3 separate regions of the Homo sapiens genome follow, and regions 2 and 3 are each linked to region 1. A link is a contact called in ENCODE Hi-C or POLR2A ChIA-PET data. All regions are on one chromosome and are shown on one strand. The core of a region is the stretch at or near the end of the contact, and the rest is flanking DNA. Distances in the headings are between cores, read along the strand shown.

Region 1 (2,765 bases), core at 148-2,647:
AGGCAATTCCTGGCCGGGGGTGGTAGCTCATGCCTGTAATCTAGGCACTTTGGGAGGCCGAGGCAGGAGGATCGCTTGAAGCCAGGAGTTCGAGACCAGCCTGGGCAACACAGCAAAATCACCGTCTCTACAAAATAACAATAATAATGAACTAAGGCAATTCCTTATGGTCTTTAATTTCATTTTAGTCTTCCCTCTGCAGGATCTGAGCACTCAAATACGGGGAGGAAAAAAACAAAAGCCAGGCTGTTATTAACACTCTCTCTTCCAAAGTGACACAGCTGACAACCAGACCCCTTTTTACCTGCCCCTGCAATGGGGATCCTAACTGTTCTCCCCTCTTCCTGACCCTTTTCCTTCTTCCATCCATGTTCCTGGAGCCATATCCCCTTTCTTGAAGCTAATTTTCTTCCTCCTCCCCACTCTCCCCCTCCGCGTTCCCTAAAGAAAGCTGGACCTGGATCCAGTCTAAGTCCCAAGAAAGCTTGGGGAAGCACCTTTGCTTACAGAGAAACTGAGGCCCATGGAAGGAAGAATTAGAGAAGCTGCCTTCAGCTCAGTAAACAGGCGACCTAATTTCACAAATGTAAATGGGGGCACCACCCAAAAACCAAGGACTCAAAGGAGGCAAAGCGTTCTACCAAGTGGGGCTTACTCAAACTCCTTCAACTGGTCTTATCGTCATGATAACTGTTTTTCCAATGCCTGGCTCCATCTCATTCCTTCAGAACTCAGCTTAAATGTCACCTTTGAGAGAGCCCTTCCTGGCCACAATCCAGTGGCCCTGCTCCCATATACGGTCTCAGCACCCACTTTCTATTTCGCTCGCGGCGTCTGCCATGATTAGGACCCTTTGGGATCCCCGCGAGCGTCTCGGGGCGAGGGGCTTGTCCGCCTCACTCGCAGCTGGACGCCCTGCACTCGGAGCGTGGCTGGCTCGCGGGAGGCGCCCGGGCCGCCCGAATGAATGGATGGATGGACGCGAGCGGGCAACGGTCGCCAGGCCGAGCCCGGCGCGTCCCCCGGCGCCGCCTCCCTCGCTCCCGGCCCGCCTCACCCGTCCCCCGGCACCTCCCGCAGCTTCAGCCCCAGGGCCTGCAGCTGGTTGGCGAAGCTGACGAACTCCTCCTCGCAGCCGCCGCCGCCGCCAGACTCCGGCCGATTCCGCCGCTCCTTGGCCAGGGCCCGGCGCGCCGCCCGCTCGTCCCGCTTGCGCTCGGCCTCGGCTTTCCGGCTGCCGCTGCCCGGCCGGCTCTTCGCCGCCTGCTTTCGGGACATGGCCTTAGCCTGCAGTCCCCAGCGGCAGGAGGGAAAGGCGCAGGACCCCCCAGCGTCCGCCTCAAGCGTTGGGAAGGTAAAACAGCGCGGGCAACGGAGCCCGGCGACGACTACGCAGCAACCGCGCCTGCGCCGGCGCCCAGCACCCCGGTCACATGATGGAATCCCCGCCTCTTTTGCGGGGCTCGGCGAGCAGACGCCATAGAGAGCTGGAGGGGCACCCATCTTGGTTTGTTCTATTCCGCCCTCTAGTGGTGGATGGTACTCAACGTGAGTGGCAGGAGCGACCGGAGAGGGACCAGAGAGAACAAAGCAGGAACAAGTCAAGCAGAGAAATTAAAGATGATAGAAGAGTGGAACACAGAGCAGCGGCAAAAGTTAGGACCGGAGATGAATAAAAACGATTTAAACTCTTGCTGCGAGCCTACTACAGTTGGATAGGCACTTTCACACGGCTCATTCTTGTTTAATTATCCCCAAATTACAGGAAACTGAATCTGAGTGGTTAAATAATTTCAAGATCACACAGCTAAAAGGCAGAGCTTTGCCCTGGCTCCAAAGCCCGCATACTTGTTTATTTAATCCTGCCCTTCATCTCTCCGCCTTCCTTCGTAACTCAAGGGAGAGGTCGCCCTTCTGTCCAAGACCACTGGAAATCCTAATTCCATCCTAGAGCGACCCACCTAGGTTTGCCTGGACTAGAGGTTTTCTTGGGATGCAGGACTTTCCGTTTTAAAACTGAGACAGACCAGGCTGGGCGTGATGGCTCACACCTGTAATCCCAGCACTTTGGGAGGCCGAGGCGGGCTGACCACAAAGTCAGGAGATGGAGACCATCCTGGCTAACACTGTGAAACCCCGTCTCTACTAAAAATACAAAAATTAGCCGGGCGTGGTGGCGGGCGCCTGTAGTCCCAGCTACTCGGGAGGCTGAGGCAGGAGAATGGCATGAACCCGGGAAGCGGAGCTTGCAGTGAGCCGAGATTGCACCACTGCACTCCAGCCTGGGGGACAGAGCGAGACTCCATCTCAAAAAACAAACAAACAAAAAAACAAAAACAAAAACTGAGGCCAGGTGCAGTGGCCCACGCCTGTAATCCCAACACTTTGGGAAGCCGAGGCCAGGGGATCGCCTGAGGTCAGGAGTTCGAGACCAGCCTGGCCAGCTGGCCAAGATGGTGAAACCCCATCTATATTGCGTGAGGCTGAGGTTTGGAGTACAAATGAATCTGTCACCCAGGTAGTGAGCAAAGTACACAATACACAATAGGTAGTTTTTCAACCCTTTCCCCCAACTGCCTCCCGACTCTTGTATTCCCCAGAGTCTATTGTTCCCATCTTTGTGTCCATGTGTATCCAATGTTTAGCTCCCACTTATAAGAACGTGCAGTATTTGGTTTTCTGTTTCTGCCTTAGTTCACTTAGGATAATGGTTTCCAGCTGTATCCATGTTGCTGTTCTCCCCTCTTCCTGGACATGATTTTGTT
Region 2 (2,918 bases), core at 320-2,819, 400 kb after region 1:
TCAAGCTCCACAACCATGTGGGTTATTTTGCTCATTGCTCTATTTCCAGAGCCTAGCACAGTGCTTGGCACATAGCAGATGCTCAATAAGTATCTACTGCGTGTGCCATTCTCTTCCTTGAATTTCTGTAATACTCATCCAATACCATTCTTGCGAGACTTACCCGTATGCTTTTTCTGCCAGTGGCTACCTGTGAAAGCTTCGACTTGTCTATGAGCTCCCTGAGGACAGGGCCTGGCTCAGGGAAACAATTCCTGTCATCTGTGCAGTTTACCATCCCCTCACAGATCGCCTAATTTGATTTAACCAAAGCAAACAGGCCACGGAGGCAGATATTGTTAGCAATCCAGATCTCTCCTGCTACCTAGACTAAGCTTAACAAATATTTGATTGAGAGAGAGAGAGAGAGATTGGGAGAGAGAAACTTGAGTCACTTTGTGGAGCGAGGAAGCCCTTCTGGGCTAATGGAATGGTTCTCTGTAGCACATTCAACAGTACTCATAACAGCTAGCATTTGTTGAACTTAATTTTTTTTCTTTTGAGACAGAGTCTTGCTCTGTCGCCAGGCTGGGGTGCAGTGGCGCGATCTTGGCTCACTGCAACCTCTGCCCCCGGGTTCAAACGATTCTCCTGCCTCAGCCTCCCGAGTAGCTGGGACTATAGGAGCGAACCACCACGCCCAGCTAATTTTTGTATTTTTAGTAGAAACGGGGTTTCACCATGTTGGCCAGGATGGTCTCGATCTCTTGACCTTGGCCCGCCTCGGCCTTCCAAAGTGCTGGGATTACAGGCGTGAGCCACCGCGGCCGACCTGTTGAACTTAATTTTCTAATCTCTACCTGTGTCATCCTCACAGATATTCTGTCTGCAGCTATACCGGCAGGGATCTTTATGTCTTATCTGTTATCTTCCGGTGCCTAAACAAGGCCTGGCACATAGTAGGTGCTGAATAAATGGCGTCAGCCCGAGGCTCCTCAATTCGTGCCCGGGCTCAGGTGCAGCGCGGCGCTCCAGATCCTGCCGTAGCGAGCGGCAGCGCTGGGCTCCTGCCCCGCTCCCGGCGCGCTCCCCCAGTGCTGGGTTGGGCTGGGTTGGGCTGGGCCGGGCCGGTCCGCGCTCGGCGGCAGTTCCGGGTGCGCCGCAGGAGTGAGCGCGTGCACGGGGTGGGGCGCGGAGGGCCGGTCCCCTCCCAGCCGCGGTGCCTTCCGCATCCCCGCCCGCGGGGACTGTGGGGTGCGGTTCCCTCGCCGCCACTCGCTGCTGCAGGCCCAGAGTCGGGGACTGGACCTCAGACAGCCAGGAGACCTTTCCGCCCCGGCCCGCAACCCGTGCCGGGGACTCCCGGCAGCCGCGCCGCGCAGCGCCGCGCCCCGCCCCGCCTCGCAGGCCCCGCCCCCGCACCCCGTCGGCGCCCGCCTCTCGCGCCGCTCTCCATACTTGGCGATCGCCGCAGCCCCGCGCGCTCATTGGCCGCGAGCTGGCGGCGTGGGGGGCGGGCCCGGGCCGGGCCGGGGCGGGGAAGGAAGGTGGCGGCGGCCCGGCGCGGGGGGAGGGGGGTGCTGACCCGGATGTTCACTCCTGGGCACCCGGGGAAGTGGAAGCGCCGGGCCCTGCTGCGGGGGGGAGAGCCACTGACGCCGGGACCGGGACCGCCGCCGCCGCCGCCACCATGGTAAAGGCCGCACGGCCCCCTCCCCGGCCCGGGGGCCCCTCCGGAGCTCGCGTCCCCCTCCCCCTGCCCATCCCTGGCCTGGGACGGGTGGCTTCCCGGGGTGGGGGAGGGGCGGGGTCCCGGACCCTGGGTGGACCCGGTCCCTCCCCGCCCAGGAGGGTGCCGCCGGCGCGGACGACTTGGGTGGCAGTGACCCTGCCCCCGCTCCCAGCCCCCGCCCTTGGCGCAAGCTGGAGTCCCACTCACTACCTCTGTGTTCAGGCTGGTCTCTCCCATAGCCCAGGCTAGACCCTCCCTCCCGAACCGTGTCCCCAGCCAGGCACCCCCTCGGTGACCCTGGCGTGGGCCCCCTTCCTCCCCCGGTCTAGGGCTAGGTCTGCTTTCCCCCGTCTCTCCGGCCCAGGCTAGGCCGTCGTTTCTCCCTGCCATGGCCCAGGCTAGGCCGCTGCCTCCCTCTGTCCCTCCCCCTTTGCCTTCTCCATGGCCTCAGGCTGGACCCCGGTCAGCCCCTTCTGCAGCGGCCTAGGTTTGCTTCCCCTCTTCTCCGTGGCCTCAGCCTGAATCTCCTCTTCTCTCTGTGAACTTAAATCTGGACCTCCTCTTCTCCGCCCATGGCCCCCGTCTGGACCTCACTGCCCCCTCCCCACCATGATCCCCTTCCCTGGACTTTTCGCCACTCCTAGCGTAACCTGCGTCAGCCCCGCTCGGTCCCCGCCCTGAGCCTCTCATCAGGGTCCTGCCCCCTGCCTGGTGCACGACCCAGGGTCCCCTTCCCTGTACCTGGGGCGCGCCTTCTTTGCAGCCTTTGGGGAGCGAGGGGAGCTCTCCATCAGGGATGGGGTGGTCCCGGTGCTGTGCCTTCTCAGTTGCCGCTTCTAGGGAGGCCGCCTAGGAGCCAGCGAGGGAAGGGCGGGCATCGGTGTGCCCAGAAGGCAGCGCGCTGCTCTGCGGGCCCTTCTCGAGGCTGCCGCCGTGGGTGCTGTGCGTGCGAAGCATTCTGCAGGGCAGGCCGGGGTCCACGGCGCCCGGGCCTGAGTGGGAGCCGAGGGGCGAGGATGGGTGGCCCACAGGACAAGGATGAACGCACAATCGCCCTTGTGAGGCCGTGGCCTTGGGGGGCCACCAGGCCCTGGATCCAGCATATGGCCTGGACACGATGCACCCAAGCAGGCGCAGCCTCCCCTTCCCTCTGAACTGTCAGCTTGCAAGGGTTGGAACTGCTGATTATGGAAGTCCCTCGGATCAG
Region 3 (2,700 bases), core at 182-2,681, 490 kb after region 1:
ATTACCTATTATACATAAGTAAACACTTTTTTTCTTGAGTCAGGTTCTTACTCTGTCACCCAGGCTGGAGTACTGTGGTGCAAACACGGCTCACTGCAGCCTCGACTTCCCGGGTTCAAACAATCCTCCCACCCTAGCCTCCTGAGTAGCTGGGACTACAGGAACATGCCACCATGCCTGGCTATTTTTATTATTATTATTTTAGTAGGGACGGAGTCTTGCCCTGTTGCCCAGGCTGGTCTCGAACTCTTGATCTCAAGCGAGCCACCGCAGCTGGCCTTTTTTTTTTTTTTTTTTTAATTCTTAAGAAAAGCAGTGTGCCAGGGCCTGCCCTCACACTTGGAGTGACCCAGGAGGTGCTGCGTGCTGCCTCACTGGGTCTCACTCCAGCCGCGCTTTGCTCCTCTCTGTTCTTGCACTTGCCTCAGTGGCCTCTGCAGCAGAGCCTCATGCCAGCTCTTCCCTCTTCTTGGGATGCCCCTGTTATTTTTCCCTGCAGTCTTGGAGGGCCGGCTCCTTGGTCATTATTCACATGTCATCTCTGTGCCACCTCCTAGACTGCTGACTTGCCCCCACAGCAACCCCCTTCTGTCGTCTCCTGCAGGTTCGCTTCCTGCCTCTTTTTTTTTTTTTTTTTTTACCTTGAGACAGAGTCTCTCTGTGTCGCACAGGCTACAGTGCAGTGACACAGTCTTGGCTCACGGCAACCTCTATCTCCCAGATTCAAGTGATTCTCCTGCTTCGGCCTCCTGAGTAGCTGGGATTATAGGCATGCACCACCACACCTGGCTAATTTTTGTATATTTTTAGTAGAGATGGGGTTTTGCCACATTGGCCAGGCTGGTCTTGAACTCCTGAACTCAAGTGATCCACCCTCCTCAGCCTCCCAAAGTGCTGGTTACAGGCGTGAGCCACCATGCCTGGCCTACCCTTGCCTCTTGGAGATGCCTCTGTGGCTGGACTTTGCTGTCAGAGCAGGGCCGCCCATGTCCATCTCTTCCCGTGCTGAGCCCTTGCACCTGACACGGGCCTGGAGCGGGCATTCGGGGTTTATGGAACAGTGTGAATTTCTCCTTGACATGGATGTTGTAACCCCCAGTTCCAGAGACTTAGGAAGGTTACACTCAGCCAGCAAGTGACTGACCGAGGATTTGAACCTGTTCGGTTTCGAGGTTGGTGTTTTTACAGAATGCCACACTGTATATTTTGTTTCTGACACGAGTGTATGTGCCACTTGAAATGCTCTTTTATCTTTTTAAGAAAGTTTTGGGCCTTCTGGAAAAATAAAAGGAACAAATTGTCACAGAGCCCTCTGCTGGACGTCGGCAGCTGCAGCATTCTGGCGTGGCAGTTTCCTCTGAGTGCACCCAAGTACGCAGAATCTGTTTTTGATTCCTATCTTGCTGGTGGTGGGCTCTCGGCCAACAGGCAGATCAAAAGATGGAATGTGTTCATTTGGCCATTTTTTAAAAAACCGAGGTACAAGGGTGCACTTCTTAAAGACAAGGGCGCCGTGGGTTAGACTCCGTGGGTCTGAGCTGCTCTGGCTTTTGTGCTTTTTTTAAGGGTTCATCTCAAGTTTCTTTTTCTGGTTGAACAATTTTTTTCAACATTAATAACTAATGGAGAAGAGGAAGAGGCAAAGTAGAACCATATGGCGGCACAAACACGAACCTCACTTGTGGCCGGAAACTTCTGATTTGTATCTCTTCGTGTGATCAGCTGTTGGGTTGGATGATTTAAGAAAAAAAAAAAGTGTTCAGTTTGGGAAAAGCAGTTTCTTTTTGAACCTAGCTGTGCTGTATATAACTGCATGTCCTTCCTCAGACATTGGCCCGTAGCTGCGTGGCTCCGGTCAAGTTATTTCTCTAAGGCCCTGTTTCCCCTTCTTTAAAACAAGGACTGGAGTGCGTGTCTGTGTGAAGAGCCATTGTCAGGATCATAGGGAAGGGCAGGGAGAGCTGCTAGCATAGTGCCTGCCACGCAGGGCAGGGCTATTACGATCACCTGGTCCTTCCACGGATTATTATTCAGGTGTCACCTGAGGCCGTTGCCAATGGCATCCTAGTCTCTCCCTTACCTTCTACCTTCTGGGGTTTTTTCTTTTCCCTGCCCTAGTTCACTTTACCCACTCCCCACCCGTCTTTCCAGTGGCCTCCTGGGTACCACCGAGCCCGGCAAAAGTATCGGTGGTGAAGGACTTGTGGCTCCTGCTCCCTGGGGTGGGCACACTCCTGTGGCAGCAGAGGAACTGGTGGAGCCCTGAACTCCCACCAGAAAGACGGCAGGCACTGTCCTGACCAGTGTAGTGTTTATTATTCCAAGTCACTGGGAATTATGTTTAAATCCCCCCAACAGCCTGGATTGGTCTGACACCTTTGGTGTTATCTGAACCTTCCCTCCAAGGCCGTTAGGCAGTTCAGATGGGTGGTTTAGACAGAAACCATCCGGCTGCCGCGTGTCAGCACCGCTCCTCCTCCTCAGAGGCCCTCCCTGGCTTTGGAGGCGACAGAGCCAGTGCCACATGCACCCCAAAGTGAACTCTCGGCTTTGTTTGGACCTGTCGTTTCATTTAAATCACTGTACAAACCCATGGTCTGTGACACTTAATGTGATTTCTTCCACTGCTCTAAGCACTCGACATGAGTAGGGGGCGGGGGCCGGGGTTCAGATGAGTGTAGGGACTGGTTAGATTACAGA

What was found. Hi-C counts contacts between places; a loop is a spot of excess contacts on that map. ChIA-PET counts read pairs that join two places held with the same protein, here RNA polymerase II (POLR2A). Pooled maps may share reads with other maps.
Region 2: a loop to region 1 is called in a map of naive thymus-derived CD4-positive, alpha-beta T cell, with 27 times the contacts of the local background. The contact joins the promoter of CAPZB here to the promoter of OTUD3 in region 1. A Hi-C loop is called at or near these places in 1 of 168 maps with a recorded cell type or tissue (naive thymus-derived CD4-positive, alpha-beta T cell) and 8 of 50 pooled maps. POLR2A ChIA-PET finds 5 or more read pairs at or near these places in 3 of 52 experiments (H1, PC-3 and activated CD4-positive, alpha-beta T cell).
Region 3: a pooled map shows a loop between it and region 1 (6-fold over the local background). The contact joins the enhancer-like site here to the promoter of OTUD3 in region 1. A Hi-C loop is called at or near these places in 6 of 50 pooled maps. POLR2A ChIA-PET finds 5 or more read pairs at or near these places in 2 of 52 experiments (OCI-LY7 and naive thymus-derived CD8-positive, alpha-beta T cell).

Annotation. Positions count from the first base shown.
Region 1 is chr1:19,881,027-19,883,791 of GRCh38, reverse strand. OTUD3 (OTU deubiquitinase 3) reads right to left here and starts at 1,397. Exons shown (of 8, transcript NM_015207.2): 1 at 1,058-1,397. The coding sequence starts at 1,278. All of the region lies in intron 1 of LOC105376823 (a long non-coding RNA gene), which reads left to right. RefSeq lists a silencer at 854-1,193 and an enhancer at 1,564-1,613.
Region 2 is chr1:19,484,190-19,487,107 of GRCh38, reverse strand. It overlaps CAPZB (capping actin protein of muscle Z-line subunit beta), which reads left to right and starts at 1,569. Exons shown (of 9, transcript NM_004930.5): 1 at 1,569-1,672. The coding sequence starts at 1,670. It also overlaps a transcript of LOC105376819 not described here. RefSeq lists silencers at 993-1,722, 1,753-1,862 and enhancers at 1,767-2,275, 2,276-2,783, 2,784-2,918.
Region 3 is chr1:19,390,127-19,392,826 of GRCh38, reverse strand. The region is part of intron 2 of CAPZB (capping actin protein of muscle Z-line subunit beta); the gene reads left to right. Among named protein-coding and RNA genes, the nearest start is that of SLC66A1, 79 kb to the right of the region's middle. RefSeq lists an enhancer at 1,325-1,374. Within about 2 kb of position 1,431, at least 33 of the 41 ENCODE cell types and tissues checked have a DNase peak (open chromatin) inside an H3K27ac peak, as active enhancers do; they include OCI-LY7, where a contact is called at or near this core.